3 separate regions of the Homo sapiens genome follow, and all the other regions are linked to region 3. Evidence: read pairs that join two places in POLR2A ChIA-PET (ENCODE). Cell type or tissue: Panc1. All regions are shown on one strand. Links, peaks and the distances in the headings refer to the core of each region. The heading gives the core; the rest is flanking DNA.

Evidence for each region. ChIA-PET counts read pairs that join two places held together with the same protein. Peaks named below come from ENCODE experiments on the same cell type or tissue, not always from the same donor. Only the 100,000 strongest peaks of a DNase experiment are listed, where the experiment ranks them.
Region 1: POLR2A ChIA-PET joins it to region 3 with 10 read pairs; 2 of 35 experiments call an interaction of 5 or more read pairs at or near these places.
Region 2: POLR2A ChIA-PET joins it to region 3 with 12 read pairs; 6 of 35 experiments call an interaction of 5 or more read pairs at or near these places.

The regions. Positions count from the first base shown.
Region 1 is chr2:99,537,706-99,548,546 of GRCh38, reverse strand. It overlaps AFF3 (ALF transcription elongation factor 3), which reads left to right. Exons shown (of 25, transcript NM_001386135.1): 25 at 1-3,128. Among named protein-coding and RNA genes, the nearest start is that of REV1, 53 kb to the right of the region's middle. In Panc1, for the core only: no CTCF peak of the experiment used is centred there; no DNase peak of the experiment used is centred there; H3K27me3 peaks cover 3,240 bases.
Region 2 is chr2:99,876,717-99,884,716 of GRCh38, reverse strand. The region is part of intron 7 of AFF3 (ALF transcription elongation factor 3); the gene reads left to right. Among named protein-coding and RNA genes, the nearest start is that of AFF3, 260 kb to the left of the region's middle. In Panc1, for the core only: no CTCF peak of the experiment used is centred there; DNase peaks (open chromatin) are centred at 2,536, 3,926, 4,366, 5,046 and 2 weaker places; H3K4me3 peaks cover 879 bases.
Region 3 is chr2:99,972,526-99,980,525 of GRCh38, reverse strand. All of the region lies in intron 7 of AFF3 (ALF transcription elongation factor 3), which reads left to right. Among named protein-coding and RNA genes, the nearest start is that of AFF3, 170 kb to the left of the region's middle. In Panc1, for the core only: no CTCF peak of the experiment used is centred there; a DNase peak (open chromatin) is centred at 4,915; H3K27me3 peaks cover 783 bases.

The DNA of each region.
Region 1 (10,841 bases), core at 1,128-9,127, 430 kb after region 3:
CAGGCTGGTCTCAAACTCCTGGGCTCAAGCGATCCTTTGGCCTCGGCCTCCCAAAGTGCATGAGCCACCATGCCTGGCCTGTTTAGTTTTGTTTCAAGTTGAAATACCTTTCTTGTGTTTTCTAATTAGAAAAGTAATATCTACTCATTGTAAAAACTCAAACAGTGCAGAAATGTAGAAAGTAGAAAGTGTAAGTCCCTGGTTGTCCCTTCTGCCTGAGACAACCACTGCTCACAGTTTGATGTATATCCTTCCAGAGACTCTCAAATTTAAGCAAATAATTTTTATTACCATGTCTTTTTATTTGAAGACGTACATTTGCCTCCAAAGTTCAACACAAGTTCAACTGACCATATCCTTCCATGACCTGAATAGATGCTATCCTTTATCACGATGTTCAATTGCCTTTGAAAGAGAGTAGTCCAGGTATATTCCTGATCAAAATTTGGCATTTTTGATGATACTACTCTACACAGATCAGACTCATGTGCAGAATCGTGCCTGGAGAGAGAGGTTTGGTTAAGACAGAGATTTCTGGAAACATTCAAATTGCAAATGGAAACTTGAAACCCACAATCTAATGAGGAATGTACTGGAAAAATAATCTGAAGAGTTGACAAATTGTGTACTAGATTGAACACATGGAATGCAATGCAATGAGACTTTCTGCACTAAAACTTATCCTCATATGTACAACAATGATGTGTGTATTATATAACAGTGATGTGTACATTTCTGACACCCCATACATAATATACACAGTTTGTATAAATGCATACATTTAAAAATATATATGTACAATACAGCTAACATAAAACTGTAGTACGCCTGAAGGATATTACTAGTGCCTAATATTGAGTATGAGTCACTGCGTGTTCGCATCAACTTGGAAGTGCAGTAATTGTTATAAAATTAATCAGTGCAGCCAACATTATTTATGAATCACATCTTTGAAACTGTGCAGTAGCATATACATATATATTTTTAAATAACATTTTTCACAGTTTTCCAGAGTTACTGTTGAAATCTGCATCACCAAAAAAAAAAAAAAGCAAGATTTTTTTAACAATGTAGACACTCTTCAGACCCAGTAATCTGCGTGTGATTTCCTATTTGTAGATTCCCAAGAGACTTTAGCAGTCACCAGCCTTAATGCATGTACAGGATATTATTGTGACTTAATTTATCTGCAGTTTTTAATCCATGTGAAATTGGAATTTATAAACGGACTTGGATTAAACATGTCTGCCTTTCTAAGGTTGCAAATGTTACATTAAATGATTTATGTTGTAAATGAGAGAAGTTGAGTTGTACGTAAAAGACATCCACCAATTTCTGTGAATATTTTTACACGGAAACTTGAGAATCAAAATACGTTCAAGTCAGTTGTTCTGGCTCCCAGTTTATAATCTCGAAAAGCAATCTTTTTGTTTCATAAATGGCTTAAATGTAGCTCCCACAGATTATCAGTATGAAGTCTGACATTTTTCATGGAAAAGAAGTATGTTTTTCTTCATTATAACTATAGTTTACTATTTGTCTTTGCTATTTCCTGATACATACACATACGCACACACGCGCGCACATGCATGCACGTATGCACATGCACGCTCCCAGTGTCCCAGTGAAGGCTCAACAGGAAGCTTGAGAAGGTCATCTCAATGGCCACAGGGTTCCTGTTCAACCAGTAGCCCTGGGATGCCGCTTTGCTTGTCATTCTTTAGTGTCACAAGTTAGTTCCCTGACTTGTGTGCAGTCAGGGAACTGCACACAACTGAAACCAACATGGTGGAATCATGTTTGCAATATTTGGTTGAGTAAAATAAGATAATTTTGAACTAAAGAAGACGGAGGCATTAGACCAGTGGCTTGACATGAAGCATCCCCTATGTGGGAGGGTAAGTTTGTTAACTTCATTTTTAGTCTTATCTCCAACCCTTTTCCTTATCCTCCTCCCCAAACTAAAGAAGCAGAAACAGCAACAAAAGCAAAACCATCCCTTCACCTGATCCAGCCCATGTCCTTAGATTCAAATATCCTTTGTCTTTTTCCCATTATACCATCTGACATAACTCACTCGTGTCTAGAGAGAAAAATGCAGAAAGGGTTTGTTTGCAGATGGGCAGTTCAGTTGAGTCCTCATTAACCAGGCAGAGGGGTGCAGAAGAAGCCTGACTCAGGGTCACCATGGAGAACTCCTCATCCCAGAGATGGGTGGGACAGGAACTTGGCTTTGCTTCACCAACCACTGAGCTTGATACTCTTTCAGAGGTGGTTTGTGCTAAGAAACACCCAGCAGTCTTTCAAGAACGTTCTCTTCTGTAGCTTTGCCTGCTACACAGCTGAAGTCTGTCCCTATAAGAATTATATTTGTAAAAAGTAATACATTTTCGAAGAAACCCGGATCAAGTGGAATCTTGAAAGTTTTTTTAATGAAAGGGGAAAAACAACCTGACCACATAAACTGCACTTCCAACCATTTGGAACCAGAGTTTATGTCCTCATTTTCCCATTCTCAGAAGAGCACAGTTTTTCAATATTACAACTTCCTGGCAAATAGCACAAGAAATGTTCAGACTTGAGATTTGTGTTCCCTTTGTCCAGATTATTCTGTATATGTCACCAAAGGGGTTAACTTGTTTGCTTGGCATGAGGAAAATTATAAACTCCGTTCTCAAACTAATTACATCTGCCCACGGTTTTGGTTTTTATTATTTTAATTGGCACTCCGAGGCAGCAGGGGGTAAATTTTGTGTTGGCTGCAAGGGGATTTAGGTTCACAGCTCTTACTCACAGTAATGGGAATCAAGGGATTAAATCTCTGTGTGTTACTTTGAAAATCCACCTCTTACAGCCAATTTTATAGACATTGATCTGAGGGTTGAATTCAGGGCACTAATTGCCAGTCAGTACAAGGGTCAGCATTTGTGTTGAAGCACCAGGGGTATTGATGTAGCCTGAAAAGCTGAATCAGGGACTTGGGTTTTGTTTTGTTTTGTTTTTTTTACCCATTTTTAAAATAGGAAAGCTCATCCAGAAATACTTGGATCTAGACATGATATAACATAGCACCAATGTTTAGGATTTTTAGAGTGCTGTTGGGTAATTAAAATAATATCAATGTTCTAGTTTCCTTATCGTTGCTTTTTCAATTTTCCATAAAACAAAACTGAATTTTCCCCAGTATTCAAGATCCCTTTATTTCTAGATGCCCATAGGAGCAAAAAGAAAATACTCAGCAGTGAGGAATGTGCACTACTTCACTAAGCAGCATTCCATCCACAGGAGCCAAGGGTATCTGACTTTTCAAAGAACATTCTTGGAGTCTCCCATCTTACCTTCATCTGTAGCATGAGTGATCACAAAGCCCAAAGGATGGCCATGTAGCTGAGATGTCTGTAATTCTAAGCATGTGTCACATGGATCTTTACTTACAGACACTTCCATAGCATCACCAGCCATCTCTGAGGCCTCTTTAAATGGTGACATAGCAGCATTGACACTTTTGAGTAATTTGCAAACTGATTATTAATCCCTTGAAGTTCCCAGGGCTTCACACACACACACACACACACGTCCTCCTCTGTGGGCTGGGTTGATCTTTTGTTCCTTTAGAGTTTTTCCTTGTAAGTTCTATAAGTCGGATTTCATTTCTTGACTCCTTACTATTAATAGAACAGTTGTTAGCAACAGTGGAGGCTTTAAGGAAATGGAGCTCCAGTGTAAGAATGCACTCATGTTGGGGCCACGCAGTTGGAACAGTAACTGGAGTGCCCAAGCACCCTCTTCCGTTGTCCTGCTGCACCGGGTCTTTGAATAAAGCTCTTCTCTGTGCCTCAGTTTTCTCTATGTGAGGTGTAACTTAACATGTCAATCACCTTACTGAGCGACAGATCTGGGCAAGCTTTTTGAGATACCCAGGTGTCACACTTGACAGGGTTTTAAACATTACTGTAGGAACAGAGGCAAAGGAAGTATATTATGTCTGCAGGCACCAAGGTGCAGACATGTACAATGTGGGAGATGGAATTTTCTCCTAGGGTCTAGATTGGACTAGGATCTAGCAGACCAAGAGGATGACAGCAGGGTAGCCATACCCACCCCCATGAGATGGGAGAGAGACAGGACCAGCCAGGGAAGACACCAGTGAGGGAGCTCCTTCACCTGTGTGGCTACCACTTTGAGTCCTTCCTGGCTGCAGGCAGAGTTCTAACAGACCAAGGCGGGCAGGGCAGCAGGGCTACCTAATACCCCACTGTGGGTGGTACGCCCCATCCTCCTCCTCATCATCACACCCTAGTTTTAAGAAATCAGAGGGGCCGGGCACTGTGGCTCATGCCTGTAATCCCTGCACTTTGGAATGCCGAGACAGGCGGATCACCTGAGGTCAGGAGTCTGAGACCAGCCTGGCCAACATGATGAAACCCTGTCTCTACTAAAAATGCAAAAAATTAGCCAAGCGTGGTGGTGGGCACCTGTAATCCCAGCTACTTGGGAGGCTGAGGTGGAAGAATCTCTTGAACTCAGGAGGCAGAGGTTGCAGTGAGCTGAAATTGTGCCACTGCACTCCAACCTGGGCAACAAGAGCAAAACTCCATCCCAAAAAAAAAAAAAGGAAAAAAAAGCAGGGGCTATCCAGATGGGAAGGGGAAGAAGCAACATGGAGTCCAAGCTTCCAATGGCTGCCATCTTCCATGAGAAAACAGCGTGTGCACTGCACATCATGCTACAAGCGTCACCAGAGACCTGTGGCACAGTCAGGCTTCCTGTGCCCCCATGGTGAGTTCTCTTCATGTGGATCTTGTGCCTCTGATGGTAATTTTTGTTAGGGGGTGGGGGTAGGAGGTGGAGGACAGCTGCTCAGGGAGGTTCGTCTCTGAGAAAGGAGATCTGTCATAAGGGACTTAGGTATGTCATGCATGAGCTTCGGGAAAGAAAGAGGAAACCTCTCTTGAGAAAATGGATGTTTTTTTTTTCCTCTAGGAGGTTAGGTGGTTGCATCAACATAACTATTTAATTGTAGGAAAAACTTTAGTGGCTGTACCAGTAGAGAGGAAAATCAACATATGATCTCATTGATCTTTGTGATGCCCAATGACTGGACATTCTAGCCCCAAACATGCAGACAAAGACTAGAAATCCAACTAATGATCTGGATGTTGCATACCACTAGGGTCAAAGCCCTAAATGGTGGATTGAAATTTTTAGCTGTTACATTTTTTAGGCACAGGGCCAGTGTGTCTGCCTTGCATCAGTAAATCAGTGCTTTGAGCTTAACCAAAGTAATCATGACATACTGAAGAGTCCCTTCTTTTCATATTCACTGGAAATCCCTTTCCTAACCTTTCTCCAGTTAAAAAAATAAAAAATAAAAAAAATAAAAGGAACCATGGCTGGAGATGATGAAAGGTTCAGCCTGATTTATGCCTAACTTAATACTAATGTTGTTTTCACAGGTGCACGAGACCTTGCCCAGTGCAAGCAAATTCCAAGTAGTTGGCTAAAAACTTCTAGAGTGGCAACAAAAAAAAAAATTTTTTTTTTTGAGAACCTCATTCTGTCACTCAGGCTAGGGTGCAGTTGCACAATCTCAGCTCACTGCAACCTCCCCCTCCCGGGTTCAAGCAATTCTCCTGCCTCAGCCTCCCAAGTAGCTGGGATTACAGGCGCCTGCCACCACATCCGGCTAATTTTTGTATTTTTAGTAGAGATGGGGTTTCACCATGTTGGCCAGGCTGGTCTCGAACTCCTGACCTCAGGTGATCTGCCCGCCTCTGCCTCCCAAAGTGCTGGGATTACAGGTGTGAGCCACAGCACCCAGCCTGGCAACACAATATTTATTAGCAGGAGGAAATACACCAGGTGGACACTTGGACTTCACCCTTTCTCAGGCAGGGTGCTAAGGAACAGATACTCCTGTTACAGTGTAATAGTCTCTTGCTTACACAATTCTGTAAACATCTAAAGTCCCTCGCATGAATTCTGCCCCAGTCAGTGAAGGAATTTAAAATTCCACCATTTTTTTATGCTGTGTGTGTCATCTTGGAGGTTTATTCATGGAGCTAGCAACTCTGCTTCAGTATTCTGATATCAAAGGCCTAGTGTGTCACATCAAACACCGTTTCAAATTCTGCGTTTTGGTCTTGGGAAAGCTGTCAGCAACTTGGGAGCCAGCTTATCTCCCTCGAGAATTTTCCAGGTATCCAGCTTTGGCAGTCACAAAAACAAATTATAAGATCTTCATCTTCTTACAGCCATCAATCTTAGGATGGTTTCAAGAATTGAAGAGGATTTTAAGTAGGACAATTCTGTATAGTAATTTATGTCGTGAAAATGTACACATTGTAGCATTGATGAAAATGCCGTTTATTAGGTCCAATACCATTTTCATATCTCTTCTAGTTATTCTCTATTAAAGTAGATCAAGTTCATTTTGTTATGTGATATTCATTTGGGGCTTCTTGTTAGTGCATTTGGATGTGATTGTGGAGAAAGTCCAGAATCTGTGTTGATAGTCACTATTTTAATCCAAGTAGCTGTAATGGCTCTGTTAAGCAGCAACATTACAAACACTACGGCTGAGAAAGTTGCAGGCTCCTATCTGTGTCTCTGAGTATGTGGGAAAAAAAAAAAGTTAATCCAAGCAATTCATTAAAGACCATTGGCTTTAGTAAGAATCACTTCTTCCAGCCTTTCTTCTCAAAATCTGTGAATACTTCTTGCAGGGAAACTTTATTGTTTTTTTCTACTCCAAAACATTATATATGATAAAAATTTATTTTAAGGCATTCATATAAATAGACTGGAAAGTACATGCATCAAAATATTTCACTGTTTGGAAGACTGGTGTTTTCTTTTGTGCTTGTCTCTGTTTTCCAAATTTTCTGCAATGAGCTTGTGATTCTTCTGAAGTTAGAAATTCTAAAAACCAGGCTGAGACAGAATTGCTTGAACCCGGAAGGCGGAGGTTGCAGTGAGCCGAGATCACGCCACTGCACTTCAGCCTGGGCAACAGAGCGAGACTCCGTCTCAAAAAAAAAGAGAAAAAGAAATTCTAAAAACCTACAATAAATGTTGTTTTCTTCATAAAAGCACATCTACACATAACTATGAGGACATTGCGCATAGTTCTAGTGTAGTACTGTGCAAAAATAATTTGCAATCTGCGGTGAGGGTGCAAAGTATATCAGCTGAAACAGTGACCTTTTAAGTCTTCCTAGGAAGTTTAAGTGGATCCCTCCCCCTAAGCAGGCCAAATCTCTTATTCCTGTTTAGGAATCCCATCTCCCAGTCTGCTTTTAAGATATCTGCACACCCGGAACCTAAAATCTTCACTTTGGGGGTTACCCATATCTGCATGAGGCAGTGCAAACGTTAAACCCCCTTTCTCTCTCTCTCTCTCTCTCGTGTCACCACAGTTGCATTTATCATATTGCAAAGAAAACTCCACATTCAAATCATGAATAATTTAATAGTGAATTATTTTGGCACAATCTTAGGAAGGAGTGGAGAACACATCTAATATTAAGAATTTGTCTAGAAGGATCTTGTATTTTATCTGAGTCTAAAATTTACAAGTGCAAAGATGATGGAGTCTTTGACCACTTACTTTACTGTTTGGAGATTTTGCTGTTTCTATAAATTCACCTGAAACTCACGCAGTGCAGTTCCTGGGATGGGGAAACATCTTACTGTACCGTAACAGAACGAGCCTTAAGGATTCGTAAGCATAAGCACTTTTATATTTAAAGGGAAATATTAATTTATCAGTGAAATTACTTTTTTAATGTCTCAATAAACCTTGAAATCAACATCACTCTGTCTCTAAAACATCCTAGTGTCTCTTCCTTAAACTTCTTTCCAAGTAAAATGTTGTCCTTTCACATGTGTTACGTTTTGTCTTAAATATAATCAACTAATCATAAAAAAACTACCTTTTCCCCTACAAAAGTATGAATCCACCCGACCTACTAAAATGGGCAACATCATTGTAAAGAAAGGAGCAGCAGCCAGGGGCAGTGGCTCAGGCCAGTTAACCCAGCCCTTTGGGAGGCTGAGGCAGGCAGCTTGCTTGAGCCTAGGAGTTCAAGATTAGCATGGGGAATATGGTGAAACCCCGACTCTACAAGAAATACAAAAATTGGCCGGGCGCGGTGGCTCACGCCTGTAATCCCAACACTTTGGGAGGCCGAGGCAGGCAGATCACGAGTTGAGGAGATGGAGACCATCTTGGCCAACATGGTAAAACCCCATCTCTACTAAAATACAAAAAATTAGCCGGGTGTGGTGGCGCATGCCTGTAGGTCCAGCTACTTGGGAGGCTGAGGCAGGAGAATCGCTTGAACCTGGGAGGCAGAGGTTGCAGTGAGCTGAGATCGTGCCATTGCACTCCAGCCTGGTGACAGAGCAAGACTCTGTCTCAAAAAAAAAAAAAAAAGAAAAGAAAAGAAATACAAGAATTAGCCAGACATGGTGGCACGTCCCTGTGGTCCCAGCTACTCTACTAGGGAGGCTGAGGTAGGAGGATCACTTGAGCCCAGGAGTTCAAGGCTGCAGTGAGCTATTATCACACCACTGCACTCCAGCCTGGGCAACAGAGTAAGACCCTGTTTCAAAAAAGAAAAAGTAAAGGCACACCAATCTGAGAATACTCTTGGAAGGAAATGTTAAGTAAGTGTCACGTTAGAGTGAAAAAGAAATAACCTGTAATAGAGCCTGGAATATTCTTGCTAAAGGGGGTTTTTTGCTTTTATGTTTTTTTTTAATATGTCTAAGCTTTATTTACTGTAAAGCAGTGTGCAAATGTAAGCTGTTACTTTGTGACATAATTCAAATAACCAGCAGACAAATATTTAAAATATTCAATGCTAAACCCCAACATAAGCCGTTTTTAGTTCACTACATTTCTTTCCCCTTTTCTTCTTTGAAATTTATTTTAAATCAAGTAATACAATGCTGCTTAAAAAAAAGTATACAATATAAATAGATAAGAGTTCCCCTTTATCCCCATACAGTTCACCCCAAAGAGAGCCACACTAGTCTTGAGCTCCTGGCCGCAAGTGATCCTCCGCCTCAGCTTCCCAAAGTGCTGGGATTGCAGGTGTGAGCCACAGCACCCACTCTTGTCAATTAGATATATCTGTCCATATTCATTTACATGTCTGTGTGTGTGTGTGTATGTGTGTGTATTTAACACAAATAGATTCACATTATACATGCTGTTTTGTGTTCTGAAACTTGCTTTTATCATTTAGTAGGAAATCTGGGACATTGTTCAGTATCAGTACAGAAAGATCTACCTCATTGCTTGGGACCTCTGCTCAGTATCTCTGTAGTACAATTCATCTTGGTTTATTTAACATTCCCTATTGATGGATATTTAAGTTGACTCATTACGTTTTTAAAAATTGATATATAATTCACAAAGCATAAAATGTATCTTTTACAGTGTAAAGTCCAGTGGTTTTTAGTGTATTCACAAGATTATGCAACCATCACCACTGTCTAATTCCAGAACTTTTTTTTTTTTTTTTTTTTTGAGATGGAGTTTCGCTTTTGTTGCCCAGTCTGGAGTGCAGTGGTGTGGTCTTGGCTCACTGCAACCTCCGCCTCCCAGGGTTCAAGCAATTCTCCTGTCTTAGCCTCCCGAGTAGCTGGGATTACAGGCACCCACGATCACTCCTGGCTAATTTTTGTATTTTTAGTAGAGATGGGATTTCACCATGTCGGCCAGGCTGGTCTTGAACCCCTGAACTCAGATGATCCAACCACCTTGGCCACCCAAAGTACTGGGATTACAGGTGTGAGCCACCGCACCCAGCCTCCACAACATTTTTATCACCCCAGATAGAAACCCTGGACCCATTAGCAGTCATTCCCCAATCTCCCCTCCCCACAATCCCTGGCAACCACGAATCTAGTTTCCATCTCTGTGGATTTGCCCATTCTGGACATTTCATATAGGTGGAATTATACAATATGTCTCCTTTTGTGTCTGACTTCTTTCACTTAGCACAGTGTTTCCAAGGTTCATCCATATTGTAGCATGTTATCAGCACTTCATTTTTATTTACAGCTGAATATCTCCTTGCATGGAGAGAAACACATTGTTTTTATCTATTCATCAGTTGATGGGCATTGGGTTATTTCCACCTTTTGGCTACTATGAATAATGCCAGTATGAACATTCATAGCACAAGTATTTGTGTGAAGATATGTTTTGAATTCTTTTCAGTATATACCTAGGTGTGGAATGGCTGGGTCGTGCTACCTGTATGTTTAGCCTTTTGGGAAACTGCCAATGCATTTTCCACAGGAGCAGCACCATTGTATATTTCCACCAACGAGGAACGGGATTTTCCATTTCTTCATGTCCTTGTCAACACTTGTTATGGTCCATCTTTTCTTATTCTAACTATCCTAGTAAGTGTGACGTAATATTGCATAGCAGTTCTGCTTTGCATTTCCCTAATACTAAGGATGTTGAGCATCCTTTTATATAGTTATTGGCCATTTTATATCTTCCTTGGAGAAATGTTTATGCAAATCCTTTGCCCATTTTAAAATTAGGTTATTTGTCTTTTTATTGTTAAGTTGTAAGGGGTTTTTATATGTTCTGAATGCTAGATCCCTATCAGATATATGATTTGCAAATATTTTCTCAAATTCTGTGAGTTTTCTCTTCACCTTCTTGATACTGCCTTTGGTTGTGCAAAAGTTTCTCATTGTGATGAAGTTTAATGTATCCATTTGAAATTTTGTCTCAGGCTTTCATGTCATATATAAGAAGGCTTTGTTCAACTCAAGGTCATGAAGATTTGCTCTTATATCCTCTTCAAGGA
Region 2 (8,000 bases), core at 1-8,000, 96 kb after region 3:
TGATTAATAAGCAGGCCGGGTGCAGTGGCTCATGCCTGTAATTCCAGCACTTTGGGAGGCCAAGGCTGGCAGATCACTTGAGGCCAGGAGTTTGAGACTAGCCTGGCCAACATGGTGAAACCCCATCTCTACCAAAAAAAAAATACAAAAATTAGCCAGGTGTGGTGTTATGTGCCTGTAGTCCCAGCTACTGGGGAGGCTGGGGCAGGAGAATCTCTTGAACCCCATAGGCAGAGGTTGCAGTGAGCCGAGATCATGCCACTGCACTCCAGCCTGGGAGACAGGGTGAGAGTCTGTCTCAAAAATAAATACATACATACATAAGCAAATAAGCGTGGTAACTATAGTTAATAGCAATGTATATATCAAAATTGCTAAGCAGATTTTAAATGTTCAAGCCGTACAACGAAAGTACGTGAGGTGATGGATGTGTTAAATAGCTTGATTTAATCATTCCATAATGTATAAATCTATCAGAACACCACATCGTAACCCCATAAATACGTATACTTTTTATCAGTTAAAAATAAATAATCAAAAAATAAATAGTTATTTGCTTTTCAAAAATAGTTGTCTGCTCAAGAAGGAATTATAATCAAATTACTTTATGGACCAATCTCTCCTAATGTAGTTACAACATGATGTCTGTACCTTTAGTATCACAGTGGGTAAAATGAGGCAGTATTTGCCGTGACTGCACACAAATTTCCTCTCTTCATTTGACCTGTTAAACAAATGTGCATGATTAATGGTTGGCGACTTCATGGAATAATCAAGCAGAGTTCTGTCTGCTTAATAAACAAGGCCCCTGAAATAGAGAATAAAGTCTGTACCATTTTTAATTTGGTAAAATTGTGTTCACGATAATGCTTCCTTTCTTCCTGAAATGTATAATAATAATTCTGCCTAGTCTTGTTTTTATTTTCACGTATCCCTAAAGTTAAATTTTAGTTCCTTGCTGACTCAGTAGAAGGCTCTCTGTTGATTTTAGATTTAGGATGTTTCAGTTGGGAAGGGAAGAGAAGCCACCCTGAGGGCGAGAATGAGGAAATGATAAAAGAAAGATCATGTTATTTTCCTTCTCTCCATGAAATCATGGCTTGCCAAAAGAAAAAAGACCTTTGAGGAATGTAGTAGTTCTCCAAATGAAATTGAAGGGTCACTCCAAAGATTAATGACTCTGAGATGTTAATTCAGAAGAGAATTTATTCTTAAAGGCTAAGATTTATTCTGGGCCAGAGATTCTGAGTTCAGCTGGGAGACTAATGAAGCGTGTATTTTATTTTTTAGCGTTTTTAATGGTGCTGTCAGTCATATAGCATGGGGCTTATTCGCAAGAATTTTAGGTCTGGTTAAAAGTCTCTACATTCAGACTGTGAGAACCTTCTTTAATGGGAATTTTTTTCAGAAAACCTTTAGGGGGTAGCTTATTTCTTTTATACTTGAAAGGTTTTATACATGAGAGTTCTGTGTTTTTATGAAGATATCGTATTGGTGTGAATTCATATTAATTATTAACATATTGCAAAGGTTAAAATGCACATATTTCACAGCAAGGCACCATCCCTTCCCTGGGTTGCATGTTGTTTTTCCTGCCTGGGGTCAAATATAAAACAATTTATTGATATCCTAGCCAGTTCTCTTCCTAAACTGTGGATGAAGCTTCAATTCCACTTTAAAATACATCTATCATTGTTCAACACTTCTTCAGAGTTAAATATCTGTGCAGAATAATACCTTGTTTTCCTTTGTTAGAAGTAACGTTCACTTCATCACTTAAACTGCACCGGGCCCTATCAACACAGGACATTGGCTTCTTCCTCACTAATTAGTGTTGTTCTTACATCATAAACCAATTGATGTGCCCGTCAAAATGTGCATTACTGGGAAATTGCTAGGGCCATGCCTTGGGCCCAGACTACAGTTTCTTTATGTGGGCAACTGTCATGACGACAGCCTTGAGCCTTGCATTGAGTTCAGTTCTGTCACATTAAAAAGAAAATTCTCCATTAAAAATAACTGAGTAAGTAAACTGGAACAGGATGGCCAGTGGATTATGCAGGCTTTACCATGAGCTCCTGTCTGTCATGATATGCTCTTTCATCAGCCAGACCTTCCAAGAGAGATGCCCCTTCTCTAGAGGTGAGCCTGCATTGGGCACTGCTGTGAGGGATGAGTGCTTCCCAAATGCAGCAGTCCTCATGAACCAGGCAGACTGAGGATGTGCTTCAGCCAGGGCTGCAGCCGGTCTGTAGCCACTGCAGGACCCCCCAGGCTTCTGTGCAGTGCTGTCACTAGCTTCTTTCACAGCTGGATAGTTTCTACCCTCCCTCTGGGATATTTCTGCAACATTTGACCTCATAAAAATATAGTGTCTTTAGAATGCCTAGATTGGTTAACGATAATTTATTCGGCAGAGTGGGGCTTTTGAAACCCCCTTGTGCAGATTAATGGCTGTTCCCTGGACATCAGGCAAACCTCAACAGTGCAGTTACTTGTGTCTTCATTTTATATATGTTCACCCACAGAGAGCTGGGAGCTGAGCTCTCTCACATAAGCAGGAACAGCCAAAGAATGCGAAGAATGATTTATGGGTTGCAGTGAGAGAGGGTGGGGAGAGTGAGGGGGAGAGAGAGAGAGACAGAGAGAGAGAGAGAGAGACAGGCAAATGAGGACCAATCATGCCAAAATGAGACATGATTTGCTGCTATTTTCCTTTCCCAGCGTGTTTTTCCTGGGTGCCTCCCCAGCAGAGCTGTTCAGTCACTTCTGTTGTGTGTGCTCATGCATAAATTCAGGTCAAGTACAAAACCCTGATTTCTCTATTCATCATAGGAACGGGTAATGTTCTTATCAATACATAACAAGAAATTGCAACTAATTTGGCTCATGACCTTCTTCTTTTATCATTAATGGTTGAACTGGTGTTTGCTTAGCCATTAATGCATTCAGTTCAGTAAACTAAAGCTGTTTGAAATTTTCACTAATCCTTTTCCATTGAGGGTTTCCCTGGACCAAATCACTTCTGAATAAAACAAAAAAGTGAATGCGTGCACAGGTTTCTCAGATTTTCCGGATCAAACATCATTTACAGGGCATACCATTTTAAAATGCGATTTTTTTTTTCTTTTCAAATCACCAATCCCATAGTACTGGAGAATGAATGAACTGTTTACTGAAAATATGAATTGCATGAACTTACCCCATAAAGTGTTCAAGTACTGAGGGCTTTTTTTCAATGAAAAAATGAAACAATATATAGAATAAAAGTAGAAAAAATGGTTTAACACCTAGCTTTTTTTTTTTTTTTGAAAAGATGCTTTTCAAATGAATCCGTCTTTGCTATTTAATTTACATTTTGAGGGCTCATTAGGATGATGAATGATGAGGCAGGAGAATAAAATATACTTCCTGAACAAAAGACAATCTCTGTAGCCTAATAACATTTTATGCCAGCACTTACATTTGTCAGAAGTGGATGCTATTTATCCCTATGATTATTTAAAAATCATTTTTATTGTCCTTTGTGCTGTGTCCTCTTCTGGGAATTTTAATTCAGAGTTTGACACCTACTTATTAACTTCCATGAAGTATAGAGTACAAAGGCCTATACTCTATAAAGAATTCTAAATAGCCGTGTTTATATTGCCTGCAGCTGTACACAAATTAGCTCAGTTTGGATTTGTTTCTATCAGAAATAGAAAGCCTGTTGGAATAGCGGGTAGCCTCTGCTTCCTCCGTGAAGTAAGTGCTCTCTGCTGTCTGCCCCCATCTGAACCAAGTGGGACTTGCGGGGTAGACAGAAGGGGAATTTTCCTAATTATGATACAGCCCTTATGCATAAGTACATTACTTCCATTTCCTTTGCCTCCTCCAACTGCTCGTCCCAAACAGCACTCCGTCATCTGTCGCCACATACAGATGCCCGTTCTTTCCTCTCTGATCTCCTTGCCCAGCCTACACTCCAACTCCCACACCCTCACTATTATTCCAGATTGCTTCTTCCTGAGCCATCTGTCTCCCTGGCTGTGGATTTTCCCAGCTACTCAGTGGGCTAGATTTTTTTCCAGGGTGGGTAGCACCTTTTGGAAATTGAGTGGGAGTTCTGGATGCCAGATGACATGCAGGCCAGGGGTCCTAGTGTGAGGGATTCTCCACGCTATGGCATAGCCCATAGCGCCAGCCCACGCTGCCCATCCCATGGCCGCCTGTCAAGCCTTGATTTCCACCCACCACCTCAGAATGCCAAAGAACTTTACTTGTGATTCATCCTAGAGGTTTTATAAAAGGTCAGGTGTCTGTTTGGTCTTTCCCGAGGGGAAAAACAGCTCTGCCGCTGAATCAGAGGCCTCAGGGTGAGCCATATCCTGGGGAGATGCCACAGCCAGCCCCAGAACACAGTTGGGCTCTCCAGGGGCGCGTGACACAAAACCAGGCAGTGCGTGTCTTGCTTCATTAGCTTTAATAACATGTACAAATGTTTCGTTGTCATTTCACTCCCGTTCCAGGCTCATGCCTGCTTGCTTCAGGTGATATTATGGTTTTTAGCAGGCTGGAAATAAAACAACCACCCACAAGAATTCAAAGATGAATCCTTGGAAAGTAAAATCTTTACTCCTATTTTAAATCTGTCTTACCAAACGATCCTTGCTGCTAATACTTCAAATCGATATTCTACAGGGAATCCAGCTTTGACTTATTGGTCTGGCTTCATTAGCAATTAAATGAACACGTAACCATCTGACCACCTTTATTGTTATTTTAGATAATATTAAAAAGTGATGCTCTGTTTGGTTTTTAACTGTTTTTATATTTTAATGAAAGTTACAGTGATAGCTGATACTCATACCTGTTAAAAGAGTTTGTAGCTACTTTATCTGTTCCCATGGACATTAATAGTAATCAAAAAGGACATAAAATACTCAAGAAAGTGGTGGACATTAAGACTAGGGTTTCTGTATTTAGGTCGCAGAGCACAGATATGGTCCTTGGGCACGTTGGCAAGATGTGATGGTTTGTGAACTTGGCCACGTGTGAAATGATGACTAATTTATTTTGCTGCCTTTGGCAAAATACACAAGAGTATAAGGACCATTCTTTTATACCCTGTTGACTTGGAGCAAACTATCCAAAAGCTCCAAATCATCTTGACAGAGAAACTCTTTTCATTCTCCTACCCACGAGGTGATAGAGAAATTCTACAAAGGTTGCTTGCTGTACCTCAAGGAAATAGAAGAAATACTGATACACACGCTGTAGTTTTTAATGTAGTGCTTCATTAATATTATTAATATTGTTGTTATACACGTTTATGGAGCTACTAGGAAGTTGATGAGCACAGCCCAGAAGATACAAACATGGTCCCTGTTCACAGTCAGAATTTAAATAAGCTGGAAGATGGATGTGATACTATGGATGGTATAAACATAGAAGTTCAGGGAAAGGAAATGATTTCAAGAAAGGAATTCCATGAATCTGCAGAACTCATTATGAACTGTGTAGGGACGTCACTGACTTTTTTCAAAAGCATAAATAATAGGTATCTTTGTTAAAGAATACAATCTGGAAAACAGTTTTAGAACTGCGTGCTTTATGTTTCCTTCACCGTGATCAGCTCCGGAATTTTTTTCAACCCTATGAGTTATCACTTCAGTGCTTCTTACCCGCAGATTCCTGGGCTGCCCATGAGTATAGACTTGATGCACATAAAAAAATTCTGACATCTTCTCTCTGAAGTTACCTAATTTTGTGGCCTTAGGGTTATCTAGTTGTTTTTTTTCTAACTTCTGTCTAGTTTCATTTAGATATTTGAAAGACAGTCCATGGACTTAAGGAATCCAAAGTGAATCCAAAGGGCTATTGTTTAAATCTCTGTGAAGTTTATTGGCCAGAATGCTCTAAAACAGAAAGTCTAAACCAGGTTTTGTTGGCAGGCATTGGGAATCCCCTAGCCAACCCTCCTTTTACTTTTACTTGGGAGACTTCATTATTTCCAAATCAAGAGTTTGGTGATAGTTTTCTTAGGGAATTGATGGAAATGTCTTACCTCTTCTTACATTTACATTTACCATTTACTATGTTTTTATTTTATGAATTCAGTAGATGCATACCCCCAGAGAGCATGAGACTTGGAAGAAATACAAGTCAGTGCCTCCTGGCAGAAACCTGAAATTTTTTTCCCTTAATTTTTATTAAAATCTACTTGTTATAAAGTAACATATTAAAGGGAGAAATCATGAGACTTTGAGTTAATTTGGAAGGCTCTGGGTGTTTAAAAATCCATCATGAACTCTTAGTGTGTCCCAATAAGTACATGATTACAGGTTGAAAATTTTCCCTGACCCTAAAGTACAAAAAAGTCTGATTAAGTCTAATCAGGCAGGGAAGAGCGTTCCATTGCAAGAACTGTTTCTCCCCAAAGTTGTAATTTAGCCACTTAACATTCAACCAAAAGAATTCTGTTCCAAGGTCAAATTGACCTGCCTGGATTTTTCTTCACAACTCAAAGCTCACGGATGACCTAGAGAATATTGCCATCGAGGTTAGGCAACCTTCCTCTTTCCGCTTCTTGTTTTCTCCTACTGCTTACCACAAATTTGCATTTTATTGGATGTCTATTTTTTTTCAACATAGGACTTAACTGTTAGGTGTTTCTGCAACATTTAATGATTACTAATCAAGGTAAGCTGACTGATAGTATCATGTCTGTGGAACTGGGGAGCAGTGTTGAGGGTGTGATGTAATAATAGAGTGATTTGATTTGATGTGTTCATCCAACATGCATTTTTTTAGTGCCTTCAGTACTTCTTACTACTCTCTCTCCAGCACCTAGAATAGCATCTGGCCCACAGTGGGACTTAGTAATACTTATTGCATGAATGAATAGTGCACGTTTTTGTGAATTACTTTGTTTTGGAATGGAAAAAAATTAACACCTAGAGTCTAGATAGTGTCTAGTCTCTATTTAGCAACCTTCATACTAGTAACAAACAAGCAGTATATATTTTTCTAAACAAAGTAGTATATTATGCTCATAAAATAGTTTTATGTTTTCATTTAATCTTTTCATTGCATTCCAAAAATAATCATCCTGGCTTCATGTGTTTTGTGAACATGGTCTGAACTTCTGACTATAGAATGATGGTCTTTAATAAAGTGCCAGTGACAGTCTCGTCATAAAGGAGGTTCCCTGTCTATGCTGCCATCAGTTGTAATGGCTTTCACCACCCATGGGCCTCACAGCCTCTTTCTTCATGCTTCTAATCACTTTCAGTCTCATTTCTCATAGTGGTGATTCCAATTGTTAGCATTTTCCCAAGTCCCCATCACAGCAGGTGGTAGACATCTGTACCTGAAGGCCCCCTGGCATCCCAAATGCATGCCCCAAACTGAGCTCATCATCTTCCTCCTGCCCTTCATACCGATTACATCTCCCCCTCAATCCCACTTCTCAGTGGCTTCACTGTTTGACGAGTCATTCATCCAACCCAGAAACTGAGAGGGCATCTTCAGCATTTCCATGCTGGCTACCATGTCCAGCTGATTCCCATGATTGTCCTTAAGGAATGTTTCCCAAGAATGGTGGGAGACAGGAATTTCCCAAGAATCTGTGTATTCCTCACTGTCCTGGAAATGTTGTTAGGTTAGACCTTCTTATCTTCCTCTCTCCCTCAGCGTTAGTAGCCTCCACCCACTCTACCAACCTGCCCTTATGTCCAGCAACACTCCAATTCAGTTTCTACTCTTTTGCCACTATAAAATCCAACTCGACTTTAAGCAATTTTCCTTCTTAAAACCTTTCAATATGAATGAGAGCCTGTGGATGACTTAGAGAGCTGAAAAGCTGGAGGAAATACGTTCCAGGTTGAGAAACAGCATGTGCAGAGGACTTGGGGTAGGAGAAGTCTTTATATTTTAGGGAAACTGAGGGAAGATCCATGTTACTAGAGCTTCGTGAGCCAAGAGAAAGTATTTTGGCATGAGGGTGCGGAGGCACTAGA
Region 3 (8,000 bases), core at 1-8,000:
TCAAATCCTTTCATAGGGTATATCTGTCTGTTATTCCTTTGACATCTGAAAATTGCCACATATTGGGAAAGAGAAATCATTGCCTTTCTTCATGTCCCTCCAGCACAGTTGTTTCTGAGCTGTGCTGTCTCTAACTGCCAGCTCATGTATGCTCCTTCCAGAGAGTCATTCTGTCTGCACTTAGAGGAAAGAAAACATGGACTCCTTGACACCACGTCTCTGAGGACTCATCTTGTGTCTTCCATCCTGGCACAAGAACCAAGTGTACCAGACAGCCTTTGAGGCTGAAAAGAGATCGAGGAACAGCAGGGGAAAGGCAAATAGCACAATATTTGTTTCCACAACTGATGTTACTACAATGAATATGAAACTCAGAATTTTCTGTTAAGTCAAGCACTAGCTGAGGTTGAATAACATGCTATGACAATAGTGGTGCTATAAACCCAAGGACATTGTTATGAGTTTTCACATTAAAAAAAATGGCTGGAAACTTAGATTTAATTAAGGGCACACAATTATGGCAAGAGGGGTGTAGCTGAAAACCATAGAGAGTGAGAAATACAGGCAGTAAGATTCTCAGAGCCATGTTTGCGTATCTACATTGCCTGTACTTTATGGAATTCTGGTTCTTGGTGATATTTGGAGTTCAGATAGTGGATTTATAGTGGGAAAGAGGATTTTGAATATAGAGATAGTAGAACTAGGGAATGATTTTTTAAAAATAAAAGGTAAAGAACAGAATAGGCCGGGTGCAGTGGCTCATGCCTATAATCCCAGTGCTTTGGGAGGCCCAAGAGGGGGAATTGCTTGAGGCCAGGAGTTTGAGACAGCCTGGCCAACATAAAGAGACCCCATCTCTACAAAAGTTAAAATTTAAAAATTAGCTGGTCGTGGTGGTGCATGTCTGTAATCCCAGCAACTCAGAAGGCTGAAACAGGAGGATCACTTGACACCAGGATTTCAAGGTTGCAGTGAACTGTGATTATACCACTGCACTCCAGCCTGCCTGTTTCTAACTTAAAAAAAAAAAAGAGATAAAGAATTTAAAAAAATTTCTAAAGATGGGGAGCTGTTTATTCTCCTTTTCATGGAATCTGAATAGTCCTTTCTCATGGTTTATGAGACTTCTCCTTGAATCTAAATATTCTCAGCCTCAGAGCCATAGCTGTTCTGAGCTTTGGATCAGCCTTCTTACCCCTTTTCTTCAAGAGCCCATCTCACAGGCTGCCTCTCACTAAGATGAGCTAGTTCTTAGGCACTGATTTTTCCCTTGGGAAAAAAAGCAGTGGAGTTCAGTATAAATCTTTGCTGTAAACCCACACTGTATATAACACACTGCAGGGTCTTTGCACGATACAAGAACAACTTAGTCCCGGTCCTCATCTTTTGAGGATACTAGGGAGGCAAGCAAATATATCTATTAATACAATATGCCCTATTTATATACTTCCAGATCTTCAACAGACTATTCTATTGAAGAGATCATTGCGTTGATCTCTTCAGTTGAAGAGCCCATGTAGTCAGTCCTTCCACCACCTGCCTTTGATCCTGTTAGTTGCTGTCTTAGTTTATGTGGGCTGCTGTAACAAAAATACCATACACTGAGTATGTGTGATGTGTAAACAATAAACATTTATTTCTCTCATTCTAGAGGCAGAGAAGTCCAAGATCAAGGTGGTGGCAGATTCGTTATCTGGTGAGGGCCTGCCCGCATAGATAACATCTTATTGCTGTATCCTCACGTGGTGGGAGGGTAAGGCAGTTCTCTGGGGTCTCTTTTATAAGGGCACCATTCTCAACTGGCTCTGCCCTTATGATCTAGTCACCTTCCAAAGGCCCCTCTTCTTGATATCATCACCTTGGGGGTTATGATATTCAACATGAGAATTTTGTGGGGACACAGATAGTGAGATTATAGTGGTTGTTCATCTCTTCCCTGCCATGCCATGCACACACGTGGCACCTTGGGTTTGTCTGGGGGGAGAATGATGTTCCCGTTATCCCGATGGTGTCCAGCTTTTGTATTTGTCATGTCAGCTGCTGGGCCTGTCTTAGAAGTTGCTAATAACTTCCACTTTAATATTACTCTTATTGATGCATTGGGTTTTTTTATTGACCAATAAATAATTTAGGCATTGGCAATGTTAAGACCATAACATAAACCTTTTCTAAGTAATTTTTCCATATTGAGCTTATTAGCATCTTTTGGTATCTGCTGGGTTTTTAGCTTTACAACAGGCACTCACATATAAACATGTTTATCCTATTTAGATTTGTAGTTCCTGGGAGTCAGAGTTCTGTGAGCAGTCTTAACTTATAAAGCATGTTCAGACATGCTTTTCAGATGATTTTGTTTCATTTTAAAAGGGGAAATGGCATTAACCTAATAGGAATTCTCCTCCTGAACCTCAGAGGCAGCAGATGGTACAGCTCTCTTTGAACTTTACTGCCCAGGTGAACGTTCTCTGCATTTAGATCTTCAGGAGTTTTACAGACTAGTGTGGAGTGGACATGTAAGGACAAGAGGAAGAGGCAGGTTTCAGCTGAGCTCTTCTCCTCCTTAGAGCAGGACAGTGTTGGGATGGGCTGATTGTGAGTATGGAGTTCTTTCTGGAGGAGCTCCAGCAGGAGCTGGGCAAATACTGGGAGCTTTGACTAAGGGGCATGCATTGCAGATGAGGTTTGACCAGAGGTTTTCCAGGATCCCTGAAGAACTCTGCACTTCTAAGCCTGTAAGGCCACAACAGGTGAGATGAAGGGGGAGTTGAACTTCCAGCTCCTTGTGTGTCCCCTAGGGTTCCCCTTTTGGGTCCACACAAAGGCTCTTGAGCCCAATCTGAAGGTCTAAGGCTATGGATATCTCCTCCATTTCTAAGTTGGGACAAGGTTGTCCAGCAAAAAGAAAAGCAAAGACTGGTCCAATCTTAGAGACGTTTGTTTTGGAAGCAGAGCTGGGCTATTAGCTTTCCTCAAGAAGGAAAAAGGAGTGCTACAAAGTTAAATACTGATTTTTAAAAAAAATTGGCATTCACACAATTTCTACTACCACAGATGAGACTTCTTTTTGTTTTTCTCAAAAACTTAGGCTCTCCGAGGGATTGGTGGAGGCTGTGGTACAGTGAGGGAGCAGAGTTCTCTGCCACGTTGGAAATCAGCCTCAGACAGGAGCAGGCCTTGGGTTCCCTATGGTGGTGGAGGCGAGCTGAGAGATGTTGAGGCAGTGAGAGCGATTGATAGACTGCTACCCAGCATTGGAGAGATGACTCTCTAGATGTCCTGGGCTGGCATTCTAGCTTCTGACATGCCAGTCAAACCCATAGATTCACACGCCTGAAGGGACCATCAGTGGTAAGATTTATCCTCCTGACTTCAGACAAAGCCACATCCAAGCCATCTCAGGCATTTAAGGATCTATCCTATTTTTGAAGTCTCCAAAAAGGATCCCTTGGTCTCTCAGTTTAATGTCATAAACTCTGTAAGTCAGGAAATTTAACTTTAGAGCAAGCTCAGATTCTTTCTATGGTTCAAAGACCATTTTCTTTGGCAATCATCCTCTCTCTGAGTACCCTTCATGTATTTGAAAACCAATACTAAATTGGCTTTCAGCTGTCTCTTCTCCCCAGGTGGAATAATTTCAGTTCTAGTCACTTGAATTCAGAAGAAAAAGCATGCTAGCAAAATTCAAATCAAGTAAATATAAGCCTTTTTTAGGAAAAAAAAAAAAAAACAGGAACAAAAAGAAATGGGTTTTCTACTGAAAATGTCCAATCTGAAGTTCAGGCTACCTGAAATGAAATTAAAGGTTTTATATTAAATTTTCATTACTGCAGAATTAATCAGTTGCTGTCCATTCCCGTTTTAGTGGGGGCTGGAATTTGCTTTTCCTTGTAGGCCTTGTGGATTTCCTTTGTGAATTTAAAAGCAATTATGTGAGTTGAAGAGATTTAGGGGCTATTGAGAGAAACAAGATTCTTTAGTAAGGATTCCTTACCTTTGCCAAAACCTCAGCTCTATCTGGAACAGAACTTATTAATCTTTTGGAAGAGTTATAGATCCAGTTGAAAATCTGATAAATGCTACGAACCTTTTTCCTAGGAGCATATGTATGTATATCTGCGGGAACGATGCCATACAATTTCATTGAGTCCTTGGGCCTCAGCTTCTAATCTCAAAACCTAAAATAGGATGCGTTTTAATCAGAGATGAAAGTGACACATTTTACATAAAACTCTTAATTGATGACCAGAAAGAAAAAAAGTGAAATATTTCTTTTGTAAAGGGGTAGAGTAAAAGAGATTCCTGTTGAAGTACAGTTCTCTGTGACTTAATTGGAAATTTAATTTAATTTAAATTGAAAATACTTTTTCATTTCTGAAGTATTCCCACCAGAAATCCTTAATATCTAATAGAATTTAATTTTGAATAAGAATTGGCGTTAACTCCTCCTTGCAATGCTGTGAGCATTGTAGAAAAAACCTGGGCAGGCACTAGGAAAATGAGCTCTTCTGGTGGTTCTGCCACTGGCTGGTTGTGGGGACCTGGGTACATCTGTCACCTTCTTGGGCCTTCTTAATTAGGAAATGCTGCTTTCAGAATCTCTTAGTTTCATTTTTTTTGTGTGGGTTTTCTCTTTTTCTTTTTTCTTTTTTTTTTTTTTCATTTTAATCTTCTATTTCCATGGCTGTGCCTTTCCAGAATTAAATGAAATGTTTCTTGATGCAGACTGTTATAATCTAGTAGGGTGGTTTGGCAAAAAAAAAAAAAAAAAAAAGTGGAGGGAAAAGGTAATGAGTGAGATGTTGGCAAAAAGGGCTGTGTCCACAATTGCTCATCAAAGCTCATGTGTTACTCACCCCATCTCAGCTGCTGAGCTCCAAACACTGGTGCAGTAAAATAAAAATGAAAATGCCTCCTGCCTCCTACTGCTTCCTCCTACATACACCTTAAGGAAACAAGATCCAGATTTTCTAAACAATTTTCTTCATTTTACTTTATTTTGATTGGCAAAATGTCATAGGAAATGACTTGTCAGTGTATCAAGTTTACATATGTATTTCCATGACCATACATAGAATGTTGGCACCCATAGATTTGAAATCAGACTTTCTTGCTGTCATCATTAGTATTTCATAAGCAGGTATATCCTTTCCAAGTAAAATTGTTCAGTCTAGATAGTTAGATAATTTTGATAGATTGTTGGGTTTACTCTGCTTTGTATGATAATTCAAAATATCTAATTCTACCCCAATTCATTAGGGTTAAAAATGAGAGGTCAGTGATTCATTGGGTCTGGGTGGATTCCAGCTTCAAGTCAACCGTGTATCCCTCACTTGCCCAATGGCTGTCAAGAGAAAAGACCCAGTGAGCTTTGGTGAAACACAAAATCAAGTTGACCTTGGCCTAACAGTAAGTTAATATGATTACCAGGGTATGAATGCATTCCAGTTCAGCAGGCTTCTAGGATGGCCCACATAATCCTGGTTATTTCAAGTGGAAAATCTTAATATTCCCTTAGTGATTGAGCTACAGGTTTCAGGAAGTCCATTATTAACTACCACTGCCTTGAATTGAAACCTGATGATGTTTTCTTCCTTTCACCATGCCACGGAGCTGCACTGCCATACCTTTCCCAGACCATCATTCACTCTGGTAGAGTTTGTCACACGTGTCACAATTTGGGAAGGCAGTGTGCATTCTCCATGGGCACCAGTGGGTGCACTGGGAGAAGGGACTCCAACAGATCTCATTAATTAGCCTTTTATTTCTGCCATGGATGACAAATGTCAGCTTTTGCATTTGTTTTATACTCAACTGTTGAACTAAATCTCCACACTCAGAAGAGACCCTTCACTGCTGCGGGAACAGTAGTGAAAAATCATTTCCATTTTCCATTGGTCAGAGAGACAAAAGGTTGTCAGATTGGGTAGAGACAGGTTTGAGATAAATGCCGCAGCACCCTGGTAGTAAAGGAGAGAGGGTTATCTGTGCATCACTGCAGCGATTACTCATGCTTTTAGTGGTGTGCCTTTCATCACTGCAATTAGCTTCTTGTCTGCGAGTGTTTGGATACAGAGTCTGTGGTTGTCATGCAGTCAGTGTCAGAATCGCTCAACACTGTGCTCACTTTTGTGCTTGAGTACACTTATTGATGAGCACACAGGTGTTAAATTAGATTGGTTTCAATCCATTGTAGGAAGTCACCAGGCACCAACTAAGCCTCCTCTTGCTGAGGTTTCCGAAGTCTAGGTTACAGGAAAATGAGGAATAATCAGTTTCAATCAAATAGGAATTATTATAGAGATTCACTTAATTAAAAAAAATTATCACATTTCACTTAGGGGGAAAATAAAACAAGCCTTGGTAGAAAATAGACATTTAGAAAAGACGTCTACATTTTACATGACAATGCATTTGACTTTCATTTACCTCCGTTATATTAACATAATTTGTACATATTCAACATCTAAAGTCCCTTACCTTTCCAGCTCAGAAAATCACAGGTGAAATTGTTCTTTGGAAGTTATGTTTAAATGCAAATTAGAAAGGCAGTTTCAGAAATTCATGAGCATTTCTGCTGCTTGGGGTGTCTTGGGTGCTCTGACTTCTGGCTCAAGGCAGGACTCTTATTACTGAAATGGCTCATTAACGCCTGCGTTCCACAAGAGGAACCCTCCCCGGGCACCCCTGCCCCAGAGCGGGCCACAACAAAGGGACAGCGAACAAGCAGGCCCACTAATTAAAACAATAGCTGCAGAGACAAAATGTGCCTAGAAGACCTGTACCTGGAGCAATTATTTTCCATTAAACTGCTCATTAAAAAAAAAAGGAAAAAAAAACTGAAGATGGTATTTACCTAAAAAGGGGAAAACATTGAAAATTAGAATCAGGCAATTGGAGCTTATGCAGTATGGTTTTGTATACCCAAGATGAAATGGTGATTGGCAGGTATCAAACTTTGAAGTAATTTGAGTCCAATTTTAAGTGACTTTTACCCCTGTGTGCACAAAACGGAATAAACCATAACCATCTGTCTTAGGGGTAATCTGAATCTATGGGTAAAAAATGTTCGGGAAATACTCTGAATTGACTTAGGTGGTGGGAAAGTGGAGCCAGTAGAACGACTTGCTTATCTGTTCTCTTTTCCCACCTTGCTTAAAACAATGTCAACACAGTAGAAGTCCTGAGGTCTCTGTTTTCCCTCCTTATGTCAAAGCTTAACAAAGAAGTCCTTTGCTAGGGAGCAGGTGGAATGCTTTTTAGCTGCATCTGTGCCTTGATAAGGAGGCGTAGACCAGAGTTAGAGAGGTAAGTGCGTCTAGAGAACAGGAAGAAAAAGAAGAGCAACTTTCTCTACAGTGAGCACTCAGTGGAGAACAGCTGGGGGTCATGGGAATCTAAGCCTTAGAAATGACACAAGGTAAACCAGGGAAAACAATTACAGGTATCATGTGTTGTTTTCGGGTTTATTTCTGATCAGATCAAGTATATCAAAAAGCCTACTATTATGCCCAGTAAAATCAGTAGAGGAGAAAAGCTTGCATGCCCATCTATTCCTAACCATTTATAGGTGTTGAGGTGCCTGTTTTGCTGGTGCCAGGTTTAACAAAGGAATAAAGAAAGCAACGCAGCGTACCTTTTGAGCAGAAGTGGCTGCAGAGCTGGAGCCAAGAGGCACCTCTCATCTCTGGGAGTTGAGCGAGGAGTTGGGGGCATATCTTTGCCTCCTTCCTGTTCCTTCCTTGACCATGCTTAAAGTTCCCGACCACTCTACAGTCACTCTCCATTCTTTGTAGACTTACAGATTCTTCATATCACTTAGCACTGTCTGCAATTATCTTATTCATTTGCTGACTTATTGCCTGCTTCCTTAACAAACTAAGGGCTGTGTCTGTCTTGTTTATTGCTATATCCTTGGCACCTAAAAATGCCTAGCATACCATAAAGGCCCAATAACTGTGTGTCAAATGAATGAACTAATGAGGTAAAATACTATCTGTGAT